2 separate regions of the Homo sapiens genome follow, and region 2 is linked to region 1. A link is an interaction called in ENCODE POLR2A ChIA-PET data of the cell type or tissue named here. Cell type or tissue: Panc1. All regions are shown on one strand. Each heading gives the region's core, and the rest is flanking DNA. Links, peaks and the distances in the headings are about the cores only. Region 1 overlaps TFDP2 (transcription factor Dp-2). Region 2 overlaps TRPC1 (transient receptor potential cation channel subfamily C member 1).

Region 1 (10,056 bases), core at 1,434-9,433:
ACTTAGCCAGGCATGGTGGTATACTCCTGTAGTCCCAGCTATTTGGGAAGCTGAGGCAGGAGGATCGCTGAGTATAGGAGGTCAAGGCTGCAATGAGCCAAGATCAGGCCCCTGCACTCCAGCCTGGGTGACAGAATGAGAAGAATGTCATTTTCTTTTTCTTTTCTTTTTTTTTTGAGGCAGGGTCTTGCTCTGTCGTCCAGGCTGGAGTGCAGTGGCACAATCTCAGCCCACTGCAACCACTGCCTCCTGAGTTTAAGCGATTCTCCTGCCTCAGCCTTCGGAGTAGCTGGGATTACAGGCACCTGCCATCATGCCCGGCTAATTTTTTTTTTTTTTTTCTATTTTTAGTAGAGACTGGATTTCACCATGTTGGCCAGGCTGGTCTTGAACTCCTGACCTCAAGTGATCCACCCACCTCGGCCTCCCAAAGTGCTGGGATTACAGGCATGAACCACCGCACCCGGCCGAGAAGAATGTCTTTAAAACACACACACATGCACGCACGCATACACACACACACACACACACACGCCAGGCGCAGTGGCTCATGCCTGTAATCCCAACACTTTGGGAGGCTAAGTTGGGTGGATCGCCTGAGCTCAGGAGTTCGACACCAGCCTGGGCAACATGGTGAAACCCAGTCTCTACTAAAAATACAAAACATTAGCTGGGCGTGGCAGGATGCACCTGTAGTCCCAGCTACTCAGGAGGCTGAGGCAGGAGAATTGCCTGAACCTGGAGGCAGAGGCTGCAGTGAGCAGAGATCACACCACTGTACTGCAGCCTGGGTGACAGAGTGAGACTCTGGCTAAAACACACACACACACACACACACACACACACACAAATCTGACAGCAAACATTACATTTAGTAGTGAATAAAAAGCTTTCAACTTGGCATAAGAAACAAGGAGAATCCCTAGTTAATCACCACCTCTATTCAGTATTGTAGTGGAAATTCTTGCTAGTGCAGTAAGCCAAGAAACAAAATGGAAAGCCTTAATAAAAGAATTGTAAATGAAGAAATAAAATGGCACTATTTGCAGATGATGTGATTGTATACCAAGAAAAAACAAAAGAATCTACAGACAATTTATGAGAAAAATGAATTTAGCAAGGTTGCTGGATATAAGGGCATATAAAAATGAACAGAATTTTTTTATTCTAGCAAAAAATACAAACGGGCCAGTAAACATGAAAAAGTGCTTATCAGCATTAATCATTAGAAAAATGCAAATGAAAACCACAGTGCAATACCACTTTACATCCATCAGAATGGCTACAATGAAAAGGATAGACAGTGCTAAGTTTGGCAAGGATATGAAGCATCTAGAATGCTCATACACTGCTGGTGGCAGGAAAAACTGGTACAGTCATTTTGGGAGTTAGCAGTGTCTGCTGAAGTTGAATGTACACATACCCGTAACTCATCAATTCTGTTCCTTGTGTATGCTCAACAGAAATTTGTGCACACATTCACCAAAAACATGTACAAGAAAGTTTATAGAAACACTATTAGCCTTCAACTAGAAACAAACCAAATGCCCATCTGCAGAATGGATGAATGAATTGCAATGTATTCATACAATGAAATGAATGAAATACAGTCACATGAAAAGTGTGAATGAATCTCTCAAATAGTGTTGTCAGATACAAAAGGGTACATACTATATGATTTTAATTTAAAGTTCAAAATAGGGAAAACTATAATAGAAGTCATGGTAACAGATATTCTTGAGGTGTTGGGTTTGGGTGGAACTGTAACTAGAAGGAGACACTTAACACAGTTGGTTTGCGTACTTTTCTTTATGTGTTATGTACGTCAATGAAAATTTGCATTTAAAAACTCAGGAAGAAGTTAAACACTGTAGCCAGGTAACTCTCAACTTGTAGGCTGTAAGTCACTAGACGATGGGACAGGACTACATAAGAAGAAAAGGAAAGCTTTCTTCCTCATGTTGTGGGCTCCTGTGGTGTATTCCTAGCCATCTTTTATAGACTAAGCTCAGACTAAGGAGTGGAATTGCTGGGTCATACAGTTACTCTTTGTTTAGCCCTTTTGAGTATGGCTAGACTGTTTTCCAAAGTGGCTGTACCGTTTTACATTCCCATAAACAATGTATGAGTATTCCAGTTTCTCCACGTTTTTGCTAACACTTCTTGTGAAATGGTACCTCATTAATAAAAATTAACTCAAAGCATTTTGATTTGCATTCCTTGTATATTCTAGATGGAAATCCCTTATTAAATACATGATTTGCAGAGTTTTTCTCCAATCTGTGAATTGACCTTTCATTCTTAATGGTGTCTTTTGAGGCACAAATGTTTTTAATTTTGATGTTTAATTAACTTATTTTTTTCTTGTGTTACTTATGCTTTTGTGTCATATATCTAAAACATCTTTGCCTAATCCAAGGTCACAAAGACTTAACACCTACGTTTTCTTCTAAGAGTTTGATAGGTTTAGCTCTTACATTTAGGTCTTTGCTTTGAGTTAATTTTTATTAAGGTTAATTTGTCAAATGTAACCCAGAAGCATATAGAAAATCTATGAAGAAAAAATAGGTGTTTTTTTTTTTTTTTTTTTTTTTTGAGACAGCGTCTTGCTCTGTCTCCCAGGCTGGAGTGCAGTGGCGCAGTCATGGCTCACTACAGCCTTGACCTCCTAGGCACAAGCAATCCTCCTGCCTCAGCCTCCTGAGTAGCTGGCATATATCACCACACCTGACTAATTTTTACATTTTTTGTAGAGATGAGGTCTCACTATGTTGCCCAGCCTGGTCTTGAAATGCTGGGCTCAGGCGATCTGCCTGCCTCGGCCTCCTAAAGTGCTAGGATTATAGACTTGAGCCACTGTGCTTGGCCAAAATAGGGATTTTTGACATTTATTTTTATAACATTTTTACAGTTATTTTAATTTTTCAAACAAGCCTGGGTTTATTATTTAAAATTATCAGCTAAATTAGAAAAGTAAACTTTTATTTTAATCCTCATTTTCTAATGGTGAGATAAGCATCCTGAACTATTTTTTTCAAGAAAAGGCATACCTATTCTGAAGGTGGCAGCAGTAGTAGTTAACCAGATGTGACAATGGAAGTAACTTAAAGAATGAAGAACAGGCTACTCTGGGCACGTTGCCTATGGGGTAGTCCTGCTCCACAAGGAGCAATGTAAAAAAAAAGAAGAAGAACAGTAAAATGAATACAATAGAGTTTGTATTAGTTTTGCTCAGAAACATGACCCCCTCTCATATTGAATTTGGTTTTGTAGCCATAATTGATGATGAAATACATAATACATAAACTACAGCATCTTATTTGCAGAAATACACTGGCTAATAAAGCCATGAAATCATCAAAACTTAAGCATCAAAGACAACAAAACATAAGTCAGTTCAAAACCAAAAGAACCATGGAGAAATAATAAATTGTTGGGCAACTATCACCACTATCCATCTTGAGAACTTTTTCATCATCCCATATTGAAACTCTGTCCCCATGAAGCAACAACACTACATTTACCACTCCCCCACAATCCCTCTGTTCTACTTTCTATGATTTTGACTATAATTTGATTTCATATAAGTGGAATCATACAATATCTTTTTATTTTTTTTTTGAGACGGAGTTTCGCTCTGTCGCCAGGCGTGTACGGTGGCGTGATCTCGGCTCACTAAAACCTCTGCCTCCTGGGTTCAAGCAGTTCTTCTGCCTCAGCCTCCCAAGTAGCTGAGACTACAGGCACGCGCCACCACACCAGCTAATTTTTGTATTTTTAGTAAACGGGGTTTCACCACGTTGGCCAGGATGGTCTTGATCTCTTGACCTCATGATCCGCCTACCTCGGCCTCCCAAAGTGCTGGGATTACAGGTGTGAGCCACCACACCCAACCCAATATTTATCTTTTTATGTCTGGCTTATGTCACTTATGTCTTCACAGTTCATCTGTAGTGTAGTATGTATCAGAATTTTATTCCTTTTTAAGGATGAATGTATTTCATTATATGTATATACCACATTTTATCTGTTTATCCATTCATTGGTGGGCAGTTGGGTTGCTTCCACATTTTACCTATTGTGAATAATGGTGCTATGAGCATGGGTGTACAAATATCTGTTGTTCCTGCTTTCAGATTCATCTGGGTGTATACCCAAAAGTGAAATTACTGGATCATATGGTAATTCTATGTTTACTTTTTTTGAGAAATTGCCATATTGTTTTCCACAGTGGCTGTATCATTTTATATTTCCACCAGCAGTGCATAATGGGTGCAGTTTCTCTACATCCTCTCCAACACTTTCTCGTTTTCAGTTTTTGTTTTTTTAATAGCCATTCTAATGGGTATGTAGTGGCATCTCATTATGGTTTTGATTTATATTTCTCTAATGATGAGTGACGTTGAGCATCTTTTCATGTACTTTTTGGCTATTTGTATATCTTCTTTGGATAAATGACTATTAAGTCTTTTGCCCTTTTTTTTTTTTTTTCTTGAGACATTCTCACTCCCAGGCTGGCGTGTGATGGCGTGAACTGCAACCTTTGCCTCCCAGGTTCAAGTGATTCTCATGCCTCAGCCTCCCAAGTAGCTAGGATTACAGATGTGTACCACCACGTCCAGCTAATTTTTGTATTTTTTTGTGGAGATGGAGTTTCACCATGTTGGCCAGGCTGGTCTCTAACTCCTGACCTCAAGTGATCCACTTGCCTTGGCCTCCCAAAGTGCTGGGATTACAGGCACGAGCCACTGCACCTGGCCCTTTGCCCATTTTTGAATTGAGTTGTTTCGTTTTTTGTTGTAATTCTTTATATAGCCTTTTGCCTTTTAGTGTTCTTTAACTAGAGACATTTTTTGCTTAACTTTCAAAGTGGCTTACTGGATTGGTTGCAGGACCAAATCTCTCATCTGTGTATGGCAGGTGTTGACTCTTTTAACCTCCTTTGTTGAATTTTAATGTTGATGTTAATTGAGTTTTGGCATGATATTCTATTAACCTTCCAAATAATAAGCTTAATTTCTTGATCCAGCCATTGTTGAATAGTGCCCTTTGGTTTTATATTGCTTATGAAAATTCTAGCAGCTCATGAAGGGGATAAGATCACTTGTAGTGTACCATATGTTATATGCATTTCATCCTCACAACTTGTGAGATGTGTATTCTGCATTTTTCAGATGAAGGACTGTGGATCAGAGTTAAATCGAGTAAACTGCTCAAAATATGTATCTGATAGTTTACTAATGTTGATATTTAACCAAGTTTTCTTCAAGTTTATTATCAATTTATGCACTGAACTGATTTTATAAAACTCTTACATGTAGGCTTGTATCTACATTTCAAGAGTATAGCCATCACTGTTTTATAATAGTTGTTAAAATTGTAGTTGTTCCTACTTAAGGACTATGTTTAGTTTCTTCCTTTAAATATTATCCAGGTATGACTACAAATATTATCCAGGTATGACTATAGAGAGCCAATTAGCTAAGTGATTGCCCGAAACCACCCTATCTTATTGCTGCCTTTAACAAAAAGACCAAGAATTGGATGAAAAACAACCCTGCTTCACTCTTGGCTTTTCAAAAGTATGTAACTGGCTGGCCTGAAGGTAGTGAGTTATCTCAATTGATGGTTCACAATCAGTTGAACACAGATCAAACTCCTTGTTCTACACTTTACCCCCTACTTGAGTAGGGGGTAAAGACTACTTGAGTAGTCTTTTAAAAAAAAAGAAGAAGAAAAAAGCATATAACCACTAAGTTGAGAAATTTATTTACTTTAAGCCATTAACCAGTTCTTTTCCTGGCTATATAATCCCATACACAACATTATTTCTGCCCAATAGAAATTTTAAAAGAAAATAAATATCTGAAGTTAATTTTAATATTTTTAATTTAGTCCAATATATCCAAAATATTGTATTTCAGTGTGTAATTAAATATAAAAATCACTAGTGAGGTATTTTACATTCATTCCTTATATTAAGTATTTAAAATCCAGTGTGTTAAACTTACGACATATCTCAATTCACACTTCCCACATTTCAAGTATTCAATAGCCACATGTGAGTTATGCCTAGGGGTATTGGACAGTGCTGATTAGGAGGTTTAAAATGCAACTCATAAATTTAATTCATCTCTTCGATCTCAGTAAATGACCCTTCTTTCTAGAGGTCATTCTACTATTCCTCTCTTCCTTACCCTCCACTTCAGACAATTTTATTGATTTTTTGTCTTTTAAAATTTTGTAAATCCATCTTTTTATCTCCTGCCCTACCACAGCTCCAGTTTGGGGATTCATATTCTCTTACCTGGACTATTGCAATACCCTCTCAGTTGGTCTTTGTGTCTCTGCTTTTGCCTCATAAATTTCACTTCTACTGTTACTAATTCTGATTCCAAAATCTGCTTTGCAGTGAGAATGTCTGCCTAACTGAAAATGTCACCATTCTACTCCACTACTTAATACCATTCAATATATTTTAGTGATTTCACATTATTTCAAATAAGTAGTCTGTGAGGTAAGATAAGTATGCTGTCCTATACTATCACAAGGGATGCATACACAACTCTTTGGGAATGTAGGGAAAGGAGAGTAGATATCCTTTTCTCATATTCCTTTTAAAACTGCATGTTTAGTATCTCTTTCTATGTACATAACATAGAACATGTAAATTATTTATCAGTAAATATATTCACAGTCCCACATCACTTAATGAGGGGCTATGTTCTGAGAAAGGCTTCATTAGGCGATTTCATCGTTGTGTGAACATCATCAATGTACTTACCCAAACCCAGGGTGGTATAGCCTGCTACACACTTAGGTACTTGGTATAGCCTATTGCCCCGAGGCTATAAACCTGCACAGCATGTTACTGGTTTGAATACTATAGGTCATTGTAACACAGTGATAAGTATTTGTGTATTTAAACATACCTAAACATAGAAAAAAGTAGAGTAAAAATACCTTGTAAAAGATTTTTTTTAATGATACACCTTTATAGTGCACTTTTCATGAATGGAGCTTGCAGGACTGGAAGTTGCTCTGGGTGAGTCAGTGAGTGGTGAGTGAATGTGAAGGCCTAGGAATTTACTGCACACTACTTTAGACTTTATAATCACTGTATACTTAGGCTACAGTAATTTATTTTAAAAAGATTTTTTTCTTCTTCAATAATAAGTTAACCTTAGCTTACTATAAATTTTTTACTTTATAAACTTTTTAATGTTCTCAAACTGTTTTACTCGTGTAGTAACACTTGACTTAAAACACAAACAATATTGGCCAGGAGCAGTGGTTCACATCTGTAATCCCAGCACTTTGGGAGGCCAAGGCGGATGGATCACTTGAGGTCAGGAGTTCGAGACCAGCCTGACCAACATGGTGAAACCCCATCTCTACTAAAACTACAAAAATTAGCCAGTCATGGGGGTAGGCGCCTGTAATGCCAGCTACTCGGGAGGCTGAAGCAGGAGAATCACTTGAACCCGGGTTTCTCAGTGAGCTGAGATCATACCACTGCACTCCAGCCTAGGGGATAGAGTGAGACTCTTTCTCAAAACAAACAAACAAAAAAAACACAAACATATTAATGGGTCCAAAAATACACTTAGATACAATGAATAATATCTAGTATTTGGTAGTACAATAGGTTGCTGTAGTTAACAACAATTGATTGTATATTTTAAGTAACTAGAGGAATGGAATTGGAATGTTCCTAATACAAAGAAACAATAAAGGCTTGAGATGACGGATACCCCAATTACCCTGATTAATCATTACACATTGTACAGCTGTACAAAAATATTTTCTTTATATCCTTATTCCATAAGCTTTTTTCTGTTTGTTTTTTAATTTCTAATTTTTTTTTTTTTTTTTTACTTTTGAAACTTTTTTGTTGAACACTGAGACGTGGCTGGGCAGGGTGGCTCACACTTATAACCCAACACTTTGGGAAGCTGAGATGGGAGGGATCACTTGAGGTCAGGAGTTCAAGAGCAGCCTGGGCAACATAATGAGACCCTGTCTCTACAAAAAAGAAATTAGCGAGGCATGGTGACATGCACCTGTAATTCTAACTACTTGGAAGGCTGAGGTGGAAGGATCACTTGAGCACAGGAGGTTTAGGCTGCAGTGAGCCATGACGGCACCACTGCACTCTAGCCCGGGCAACAGAGTGAGACCCTGAATCCAAAAAAAAAAACCCAAAAACAGAAAACTGAGACAGAGGGCCAGGCGCAGTGGCTCACGCCTGTAATCCCAGCACTTTGGGAGGCCGAGGCAGGCAGATCACCTGAGGTCAGGAGTTCTGGAACAGCCTGGCCAACATGATGAAACCCCGTCTCTACTAAAAGTACAAAAATTAGCCAGGTGTGGTGGTGCACACCTGTAATCCCAGCTACTCGGGAGGCTGAGGCAGGAGAATCGCTTGAACCTGGGAGGCGGAGGTTGCAGTGAGCTGAGATCACACCACTGCACTCCAGCCTAGGGGATAGAGCGAAACTCTCTCTCCAAAAAAGGAAACTGAGACACACTATCCTAGGCCTACAGGGGGGTCAAGATCATCAATATCACTGTCCTCCACCTCCACATTTTGTCCTACTGGAAGGTCTTCAGGGGCAGTAACACACATGGAGCTGTCATTTCCTGTGATAACAATGCGTTCTTCTGGATACCTCCTGAAGGATTGCCTGAGGCTTTTTACAGTTAACTTTAATTTATAATTTGAAGAAGTACGCTCTAAAGTAATGATGAAAAGTATAGTTTAGTAAATACAGAAACCAGTAACATAGTCATTTATTATCATTATCAAGTATTATGTACTGTCCATAATTGCATGTGCTAGACTTTTATAGGACTGGCAGAGCAGTAGGTTTGTTTGCCAGCATCACCACAAACATGTGAGTAATGCATTATTACTCACATTAACCATTACGATGGTTACATCACTAGGCAATGAGAATTTTTCAGCTCCATTGTAATCTTATTGGACTACTGTTGTATATGCGGCCCATCATTGACTGAAATGTCCTTATGTGGCAAATGACTATAGTTTTAATTTCAGTAAAAAACTATAATCTACATAGAGTAGGAAAAGATAAGTCTGTTAGCTGTACAAGGGCAGAGTTTTTGTGTTTTTTCACTGACTTATTCTCAGTGTCAATAACAGTATCCGGCATAGAATAGTAACTGGTCAATAAATATTTGTTGAATAAATAAATGCTGTGCATAGAAAAACACTCTAACTTTATACTTTATTAGACCTTTAAGGCAAAAAGTAAGTTTAAATAAACATTTTCTCATCTCTATTCAATTTAAATTTTTGACACTTGAAGTAAAACTTAAATTACTGTCTTCTTGCATTATCTTACAGAGATTTGTAAAGAAAGTCTCTAATATGTATAATGGAGTAAAAAAAACTTTTTTCCCTTCTAGTAAACGAAGCAAAAAAGGAGATAAAAATGGGAAAGGCTTGAGACACTTTTCAATGAAAGTGTGTGAGAAAGTTCAACGAAAAGGTACAACATCGTACAATGAAGTCGCTGATGAGCTGGTGTCAGAGTTCACCAATTCAAATAACCATTTGGCTGCTGATTCGGTATGTAAATCATGAACCTGACATTGATTTTGATGGATGATGCTACTTCTTTGTGTTATCTTTGTTATAGATTTGAGGAATCACGACTATACTTGAGGGTTTTATCCTTTATTTTGGGGGATTTTTTGTTGTTGTTGAGTTTTATTTTGGAGGGAATTCCTTTTTTTTTGTTTTTTAGGCGGAACCTCACTCTGTCGCCCAGGCTGGAGTTCAGTGGCGCGATCTCGGCTCACTGCAACCTCTGCCTCCCAGGTTCAAGCTATTCTTGTGACTCAGCCTCCCGCGTAGCTGGGATTACAGGCGCACACCACCATTCCCAGCCAATTTTTGTATTTTTAGTAGAGACAGTGTTTCACCATGTTGGCCAGGCTGGTCTCAAACTCCTGACCTCAGGTGATCCACCTGCCTTGGCCTTCCAAAGTGCTGGGATTACAGGCGTGAGCCACTGTACCCAGCCTTAG
Region 2 (10,056 bases), core at 1,358-9,357, 830 kb before region 1:
AAATTTGATTAGATATAAATGAAACATCTTTGCCTGAATGATGTCCCTGTAGCATTCTAATACTAAGATTGGGTTAGATTTCAACGAGATGAAGCTTTTAAGTATAGAAACCTATGAAGAAAATTTACAAGCTGAAAGTAAGACTTCATATATCTGATTAATTCATCTCACAAAAAAACTGATATTAATAGTAACATAATGCAGGTAAGAGCCTCCCAGCTGAAAAGGAAAAAGACTTGGATTCTCATTCACAGTGTGGCAATGGGAGAACTTTAGTTTCCTTATCTGTAACATGAAGTTGAATTGGATACTTTCTGAGATCCCTTATGGTCTTAAGTGGTTTCTGGATCCTTGAATATGTACTTTTTTTTTTTTTTTGAGATGGAGTTTCACTCTGTTGACCAGGCTGGAGTGCAGTGACGTGATTTTGGCTCACTACAACCTCTGCCTCCCAGGTTCAAACTATTCTCCTGCCTCAGCTTCCTGAGTAGCTGGGATTACAGCCGCACACCACCATGCCCAGCTAATGTTTCACTATGTTGGCCAGGCTGGTCTCAAACTCCTGACCTCAGGTGATCCACCTGCCTTGGCCTCCTAAAGTGCTGAGATTACAGGCATGAGCCACTGCGCCTGGCTGAATATTCAAATTGATTAGGATAGAAAGTGGCACAGAAATAAAATTCACCAGTCTGTGTGCTTTAAACACTCTGGTCCCTTCTGGTCTGGCTGTTACTTTCTGAGGCTAACTCCCCCTTTCCTATGATGTTCACTACCTACCTGTCCATCCTTTTCCTCCAACTCTTGCTCATCTTGCTGGTCTCTGCTTGACCCTCGTCATAAAAGTTTTTAACAAATTAGTTATTTAGAAAAGTAGGAACTTAAGTTCTGTTTGCTGACCAAGATGAACCTACAATGAGAAGCTAATTCAAAAATGGAAAGCTTTTGGATATATATTGACTGATAGGAAAAATCAATTGAATTCAGTATCTCCAGTCAGTATATACACTTGGACAAATTACTCAAAATGCTAGTTTTCCTGTATATTAAATTAGAAGGTTGAAGTAGGGAATCTAAGTTTTCTTTTAATGTAGTTTGAGAAAATAGGATCTGGAGCACACAATTGTTAAGAGTATTTAATAAACTAGTTGTCATTCCTAGAATATTTACACTAACGGATAATGGCTAAATTTTTATTCAATAACTTTGTGCCATTCAACATTAATACTATACTTAGAGTGAGGATACAAAAGAGAATGAGAGAACTGTTCCTTCTTGTGCCTGGTCTTGTTTTACAGCTTTTCAAAAGAAAGAGGCTGGGTGTGGTAGCACACTCCTGTAGTCCCAGCTACTTGGGAGGCTGAGGTAGGAGGTTCTCTTTAGCCCAGGAGTTGGAGGCTGTAGTGTGCTATGATGGCACCTGTTAATAGCCACTGTACTTCCAGCCTGGAAAATATTGTGAGACTCTGTCACTGGGGTCAGCGGGGGTGGATGGGAGAAGAAAACATCTGCATTCAAGCAAACACAGAAAATATTGTGATTGCTTTTTCCGTTGAAATAAAATTGGAGGAAATGAATTTTAAAATGAGAAGCTGAATTACCTCACAGAATTAATTCAATTTCTGAATGAGTTACTGAGGTAGCTTGTGCATTTTCCTCCTTAAAATTTTTAAAACAGCACTCAATCATTTTATCTCATTTTTTTTTTTTTTTTTTTGAGGCAGAGTTTCACTCTCGTTGCCCAGGCTGGAGTGCAATGGCGCAATCTCGGCTCACCACAACCTCCACCTCCCGGGTTCAAGCTATTCTCCTGCCTCAGCCTCCGGAGTAGCTGGGATTAAAGGCATGCGCCACCACCACGCCAGGCTAATTTTGTATTTTTAGTAGAGTCAGGGTTTCTCCATGTTGGTCATGCTGGTCTCAAACTACCGACCTCAGGTGATCCACCCACTTTGGCCTCCCAAAGTGCTGGGATTACAGGCGTGAGCCACCATGCCCGGCCCATTTTATCTTTCAATAAGAATAAATTTGCCTAAAATTGAAGGATGAATTAAATAACCTTTCTAGTGGGGAGAGAGAGGGAGAGAGAGATAATTTTCCAGATTCTTGGTAGCAGGATGAAGAAAAAGGAACTTACTGTGTCACATATTGGATTGGCTGGGATAGTAGTTTTTGTTTTTTGTTTTTTTTTTAAGTATACATTTACCTCCTACACAAACCTGCTGTTTTGCCTCTTTTATTACTATAATTTAATTTATATCAGAAATCATGTCTCTTAAAGATGGTTTTTTTTGTTTGTTTTTTTGTTTTTTTGAGACAGAGTCTCGCTTCATCGCCCAGGCTGGAGTGTAGTGGCGTGATCGCGACTCACTGTAAGCTCCGCCTTCCAGGTTCATGCCATTCTCCTGCCCCAGCCTCCCGAGTAGCTGGTACTACAGGCCCCCCCCACCATGCCTGGCTAATTTTTTTGTATTTTTAGTAGAGATGGCGTTTCACTGTGTTAGCCAGGATGGTCTCGATCTCCTGACCTTGTGATCCACCCGCCTCAGCCTCCCAAAGTGCTGGGATTACAGAAGATGGTTATTTTTAAAGCATCAACTAGTATATAAAAATTTTCCTAATTTATGTGTTGCATATCTGAAGTATTTATTTCAGTCTGGGGGCAGGGAGAGCAGAATAGGAAAAAACAATGTGAAATTATCAAATGAAGAGAAGCACTGTAATGGGAAATTCTTCTAAGTATATCCTCCAGAAACACAGCTTGTTTATGAATGGGGCCGTGATGCCAGAAAACTAATACATTAACTTATAAATGAGGAATTCAGAGCAGTGATTATCCCTGATACTATTATTAGTTTCTTAGTGTAATCTGAATAACTAGACCCAGTTGGTTTACTCCCAGGATCTATACCCTCAATTTATTTGGTATTTTATACACGTATTTTCTGAGGAAAACAAAAATTTTGAAGTCTAAGGAATCAAAGAAAGTTTTCTTTATCAGGTAGAAAAGAGATAATAAGTATTTATTAATAAGATTAAGAGCACTTCCACTTTTATCATTTTTTAAGAAAGACTGTCAATGATTAGCAGTTGGTTTGTATCCTTCAAACAATTAATAACAACAACCTGTAGTTACTTTAAGGAAAGATGTTAAGCTTTGAAATCTGAACACATAACTAAATGATAAGCAAACTGGTCTTCATTGGGATTGCATGTGAGTAGAATCTCATTCTATTTTTTTAGTTATTAATATATAATGCTATTAGATTTCAATGCTAAAAACTATAAAACATTGCTAAGGGAAATTAAGGAAGACTTAAATAAATGAGAAGCTACATCATGTTGATAGTTTAGACAATACTGTAAAGACGTCAGTTCTTCCCAAAGTGGTCTCTAGTTTCAATGCAATTCCAATAAAAATCCCGTTTATTTTTTAAGAAATTGATAGATTCCAAAATTTAAATGAAAAATCATAGAACCTGGATAGCAAAAATAATTTTGAAAAAGTAATACGAAGTTATTCACCTTGGCATTTATTACTGTACCCCACTGTGCTGTGTGAGTGATGGGCTACCAACTTGCAGATGCAAGCACTGCTTTCTTTGGCAGTGGTAATGAATTTTAAGATTCCACTGTTATTTTCTTATTTATTTTAGTATGTTGTAGCATTGTATTTTAGATTTTTTGTCTGGGTTATTAAGGCATAATTTCTATACATTAAAATTCACTCTTTTTAAGCATACAGTTTGATGAGCTGTGCAGTCAGTTGTCTCCTAGACCACTAGACCCTGGTACTCAATGATCTGATTTCAGTTCCTATAGTTTTGTCTTTTCTAGAATGTCATCTAAATGGAACCATACAGTATTGTAGCTTTTTGTGACTGGCTTCTTTCACTTACTTTTAAAATCCATCCATGCTATTGCATATATCAGCAGTTTGTTCCTGTGGTGGCTTTATAATGTATCAACTTGGCTAGGCCTAATTATGTTTCCCAAAATTCCCTTTCTTGTATGCTTCCAGTTACAAGAGACATTTTAGTGCAAGACTGGAGAGCAGAAGTGAAGCAGCAGCCGTTTTGTTCTTGATGCGGGCACTTCTGCAGCTCACACGTGCTGTAACTTATCTGCTGGTTCACTTTGCTAATGTGGGGCAGCAGCCAGGCCTACAGTTGACCCACCTTTCCTTGGATCCTGCTTCAGCTTCTCTTGATTCCTGGGCCAAGTGAGTGTTTAGTAACATACTTGCAAAAGCAAGTGGCAAAGGGCAACACTTCTCCAACAGGGTACCACATCATAAGGTTGGAGATGTGAGGAGTCACATGGGACTCGGTCTGTCTTCATGGGTTCTAGCTTGTCCCTGATCTCTCCCACTTGACATCCATCTTTTCTTCCCACCTGCCTACCCTGTGGACTTCCAGCTCTGCTCCAGCATTAGATAAAAAAACAGGGACTTACAGAGACTGCTTACCAACTCCAACAGTTGTGTAATGTCAGATCCCTGTAAACAAATCACTATACACACACATACATGTGTGCCTGCAAATATCCTAGTAGCTCTGTTTCTCTGATTGTGACTGATACAATTCCTTTTTACTGCTGAATAAATTGTCATTGTATGGATTTACAATTTGCTGATCCAGTCACTAGTTAATGGACATTTGGTTGTTCTCAGTTTGACACCATGAATATAGCTTCTATAAATGTTCACATACAGGTCTTTGACAGATTATTTCAAAACATGGTAGAGTAGTCCCCCCTTATCCACAGGGGATATGTTCCAACACCCCAGTGGATGCCTGAAACCACAGATACTACTGAGCCCAATTGCCGTCAACTGGAACACGTTTCTGTTCATACTGTCCACCCACAAATTTAACGCCTTTTACATCTTAACTAAGCACTTCCCACACTGTGGCTGTAACTTTTGCAGTTTCAGGTGTAACAGCAAAATTAGCACAGATTTTTTTTTTTCTTTTTCACAATTTCCCAGACAAAAGATTCGTTCTTACTGTAGATGTTACCACAGATACATTTTTTCTCTTTCCTGAAGTTCCTTAAGTCAAGAGCTTTCACCTTTGCACTTAAAGGAAGCAGGCTACAGCTTCTCTTTGGCGTATTTGAATTGCCTGCATCACAACTCTTGCACTTTGGGGCCATTATAAAGTAAAATTAGGGTTACACATAAAGCAAGGGTTACACAAGCAGTGGGATGCCATGACCGTCGATCTGATAACAGAGAATGATGCTAAGTGATTCAGTGGTGGATAGTGTATACTGTGAATATGCTGAACAAAGGGATGATTCACGCCCAGGCAGGATGGCATGAGATTTCATCATGTGACTCAGAACAACAGTGAACAACTTAGAACTTAAGAACTGTCTGAGCATGGAGGCTAACACTTGTAATCCCAGCAATTTGGGAGGCTGAGGCAGGAGGATTGCTTGAGACCAGGAGTTCGAGGCTGCAGTGAGCTATGATCATGCCACTGCAGAGTGAGCCTGGGCAAAGAGACACTCTGTCTCTAAAAAATAAAAAAAACTTCAAGAATTATTTCTGGAATTTTTCATTCAATATTTTTAGATTATGATTGACTGTGGGTAACTGAAACCATGGAAAGTGAAACTGCAGATAGATAAAGGGGGACTACTGTATATCTCAACTTTTTAAAATTGGTAATACAATGAACAGACTCCATTTATAATCTAATGTCAAATTTTATTCACCTTTTTTTTTCTTACAATATGCTGTCATTCAAAATGTACCTCAGAAGCAACTCAACTCATGCATACAGTAGGCACTCTATAAATGTTTTAATAATTAGGTGTTTTTTAGAATGACTAAAAATCCAGATGTAAAATCCCAATTGGGAAGTGCATAATCCCATCGTAGACAAAATATATAACTTTACAATAAACATTTTTATAAGAATTTGCCCCAAAGAGGGAACACTTAAAATTTGGAAATTAAAAAATAAAAATGCAAAAGCAAGATGAAACAAACAATAGTAACCTATTTAGACAATGATCCCTGGATCGGTGGTGCTTACAGACCAAGGGTTACCTGCACCCTGTGGCGTAAGACCATCTGACATTCGGTTAAGAAGAGAATTATATACCTAATATCCTCTTAACTGGAAATGCTGCGAGAATATATAATAGCCTATGAAAACATTTTAGCTACATCCCTTTATGTGAACACACCAAAAATTTAAATACATATTTTATTCTCTAATTTTAAAAAACCAATGCTTTTCATCTTAAGCAGCAAGAATGATCCACAAGTAAGCATGAAGTCACTTTTATAGAAGCTGTGTTAAATTATGGAAAGTACCTTGGGAGATAAGCTCAAGAACCTTAGTCCAAATATAAAACAAATCATTGCATTAAAGAGACTTCCTATGTTTTACAAAAACAAAACAGGTTGTGACTACATGTGATAAAAAAGTGTCTCCTATCTATCTTAAAACTAAAAACATTCACTCCAACTTGAAAAAAAAATAGGACTATTATGATACAAAAAAATTAAAACAAACCAAATGTCGAGAAGTAGCTATGCAAACTTATAAACATAACTGAATAGCTAAAAAATAAAACATCTACTGACTGTATTTTTCAAAAACTATATAATTCTATAAAAATTTAAATGTGGACTAACTACATCAATACATGGAAATGTATATATAAAATATTAAGTGAAAAAAACATTAAAAATATAAAGTGATTATAACCATGTAAAAGTAAATATATTACAATAACAAAAACTGAAGTGAATTTAAATTGAAAGACATAAATAGATTCAAATATTAGGGTTTTTTCTTTGTTGCTTAAGATTATAACAAAATACAAAAGAAAAAATAGACTATTATTTTAGATAAAATAAAATTATACTCCTAAACAATAAATGCTGAACTATATGTGAACTCCTAAAACAGAGATATTTAAAACATAACTTCTATATTTCAAGTGTATCCTGTGAAGGAGATCAGCCTACATTTGCTGGTCTTCATTTTACAAAACATTCTGGGCAATGTGTCCATTTATAACTGCCCCTCTTAAACATAAAAAAAAACATTTTAAAGCACTAAGTAAGAAAACCAAGCAGCATGCTAACAAAATCTATCTACTTAATCTGTTTTGCTTCTGCAAAAAGCCACTAACAGAAGGTTTAAAAAACTAATTCTATATACACACTTTACATAACATATATTTATGCTATAAATATTTTAAAGAATGGCTTTTACATAATTCTTTATTTCAATATATATCTCATTAATTTCATTGCAAGTTATGCAATATAGTCTTTTGGATCTGTTATTGAAAATTATTCGCTCCATGATTTAGAAAATGGTTAATTTCTTGGATAAAACATAGCATATTTAGAAGTCCGAAAGCCAAGTAAATCCCTTATTTCATTTCGGAATTTTGACAGATCTTGGCGCAGTTCGTTTAGATTTTCCACAGTTGCCTGATCTGTACTTTGCATCTTCTGTCTCATGGAAGTCAAGTAACGATGCACTAGGCAGCACATCACTTTTTGATAGTTTTCATCTCTCTTCTGTTTCAAATTCCTCCATTCCTTCAAAACAACAATATGATACTAAGGATATGCAGAAACGATATTTAAATGAGGTAGAGTTCAAAAATATATTCACAGACACAAACACATCTTTAAATGCTTTATTAGACTATAGTTTTTCTACTACATGGTATAATATTCAACACTTGTTTAAAACAAATATAGCCTGCATATTTGTTTAATGAATTTAATTTTATGCTTATCTTGATTGAAAAAAATTAGTCTTAGGAATCCTTAGTTTATAGCAGGGATTGGCAAACTACAACCCACAAGCCAAATATGGTCCATATCCTGACTTTACAGCCTGTGAGCTAAGAATAGATTTTACAGATGAACATTTATCATCAATTGATAATAACACTAATTTTAAACTCTAGTTAAGTGAAATTTTATCCCCTCCCAAAAGGAACTCCATTCTTTTCACTAGTAGACCTATATTTAAAAAGTTATTACTGTTATTGTTATATTTTGACTTTTATCAATAAAAGTTTTGTGAAAATTTGTTTTCTCTCTTACTGTATCACTGCTTACAATATCTCTGATTTTGTCTCAGCCTGAAAAGTGTAAAGTATTTACTATCTGGACCTTTACAGAAAAAATGTCCCAACCCCTGGTTTATAGTAACATATATTGAATTATTGATGTATTGAATAACTTTCAAGAAGAACCAGAAAAATATGAGCTGATTCTAGTAGTCATTCTTTAGCTACAGTGACAGAATGGGTATTTTGAATATTTCCCATGTTTTAAAACTATGAGATGAAATTTTATATATTGGAGGAATCTGAAAAGTAAAAAAAAAAATCTCAGTACTATCTCCCATTCTTAATAATTATATGTGTGTGTGTGTGTGTGTGTGTGTGTGTGTGTGTGTGTGTATATATATATTTGTTTGTTTGTTTGTTCTGAGGTGGAGTCTCGCTCTGTCACCCAAGCTGGAGTGCAGTAGCATGATCCTGGCTCACTGCAACCTCCACCTCCTGGGTTCAAGCAATTCTCCTGCCTCAGCCTCCTGAGTAGCTGGGACTACAGGCATGTGCCACCACACTCAGCTAGTTTTTGTGTTTTTAGTAGAGATGGGGTTTCACCAGGCTGGTCTCAAACTCCTGACCTCAAGTGATGATGTGCTTGCCTCAGCCTCCCAAAGTGCTGGGATTACAAGCGTGAGCCACCGCACCCAGCCCTCTCACTCTCAATAGTATTTATTGAATCCTTACTTTATGTTGGATGCGATGCCGTACATTAGGGTATATAGCAGTGAAAAAAAGTCAGACAGTCACAGCCCTTAGGGAACCTGCATACTTACGCTTTAAGAAATATCTGAGATTAGGAATTGTTAAAACTTTTATGTTGCCATTCAAGCTTCTAATTTCTTACCTTTAAACTGTTTTGCCGTTTGACCTTGCCTTTTGATGTATGAGAGCAAATCCACTTACTGAGGCTACTAATCATATAGCAGATAGTCTTTGGTGAGGGAATGATGTTGAAAGGTGGAGGTAACGTACATTTGTCATCAAAGTAGCTAAGCCATAATTTTGCTCGAGCAAACTTCCATTCTTTGTCTTCATGATTCTATATAAAAGGCAAATTAAAAAGCAAACTAGAATATTAATACACACACAAATATGGGGGATGTTTCCACACCTTGCAGAAAAATTTTGTTCAACATTTGCAATTATTATACATTACTTACATTTTAAAAATCTATATTTAATTTAAAAATACTATTTTTCAATTCTTATAATCTTATAATCTTTGGCTATCTTATCTATTGTATGCACTTAGTATGGTCTGAGGAGAATATAAAGTTTTTAAAAGAATGAACTTACTGCTATCAACTGAAAGCTTTTATGAAGCATTGCCACCAGCAGTTTGGTAAGCACAATCACAACCACGACATTGTATGTACCAACAATGACAGCTCCCACAAAGGACTGCAGTTCTTCTCCATAGCTAAATCTTGTGACAAAGATTGCCACATGCGCTAAGGAGAAAATATACCAGAACAAAGCAAAGCAGGTGCCAATGAACCTGTAAAGACAATTGCATTTCTGTTTAAAAGGCAATTAAAGAAATTAGCAAAAATGAATCATTTGTTTATATCAAAATTATTTAAATAAAACATTGATAATCCATGAAAAGTTCCTTATTTAAAAATGATGTTGACTTCCACAGTACTGATATGCCTTACTTTAAATTTAAACAAAGAGACCCTAAGGAAGATAAATTATTTGTAACTGTTTAACCCCTTGCTGCCTTTCTTTCTGTTCTCAACAAGGCAGCCTATATGATTTGTTAACATCTAATTAGATTTTGTCACACCTCTGCTCAAAACCTTCAAATGACTCTCAATCTCAACAACTCAAAATCCTTACAAGGGCAAAAAAGTCCTACATGATCCCCATTACCCTTCTGACTTCATTTCTGTCTGTTCTCAACAAGGCAGCCTATATGATTTGCTAATATCTAATTGGATTTTGTCA

What was found. ChIA-PET counts read pairs that join two places held together with the same protein. Peaks named below come from ENCODE experiments on the same cell type or tissue, not always from the same donor. Only the 100,000 strongest peaks of a DNase experiment are listed, where the experiment ranks them.
Region 2: POLR2A ChIA-PET joins it to region 1 with 9 read pairs; 1 of 35 experiments calls an interaction of 5 or more read pairs at or near these places.

Annotation. Positions count from the first base shown.
Region 1 is chr3:141,978,059-141,988,114 of GRCh38, reverse strand. TFDP2 (transcription factor Dp-2) reads left to right here. Exons shown (of 13, transcript NM_001178139.2): 7 at 9,433-9,595. Among named protein-coding and RNA genes, the nearest start is that of ATP1B3, 110 kb to the right of the region's middle. In Panc1, for the core only: no CTCF peak of the experiment used is centred there; a DNase peak (open chromatin) is centred at 8,914; H3K27ac peaks cover 1,312 bases.
Region 2 is chr3:142,803,525-142,813,580 of GRCh38, reverse strand. TRPC1 (transient receptor potential cation channel subfamily C member 1) reads right to left here. Exons shown (of 13, transcript NM_001251845.2): 11 at 9,403-9,604; 12 at 8,951-9,145; 13 at 5,693-7,573. The coding sequence ends at 7,346. Among named protein-coding and RNA genes, the nearest start is that of PCOLCE2, 81 kb to the left of the region's middle. RefSeq lists an enhancer at 5,160-5,454. In Panc1, for the core only: no CTCF peak of the experiment used is centred there; a DNase peak (open chromatin) is centred at 5,260; H3K27ac peaks cover 709 bases.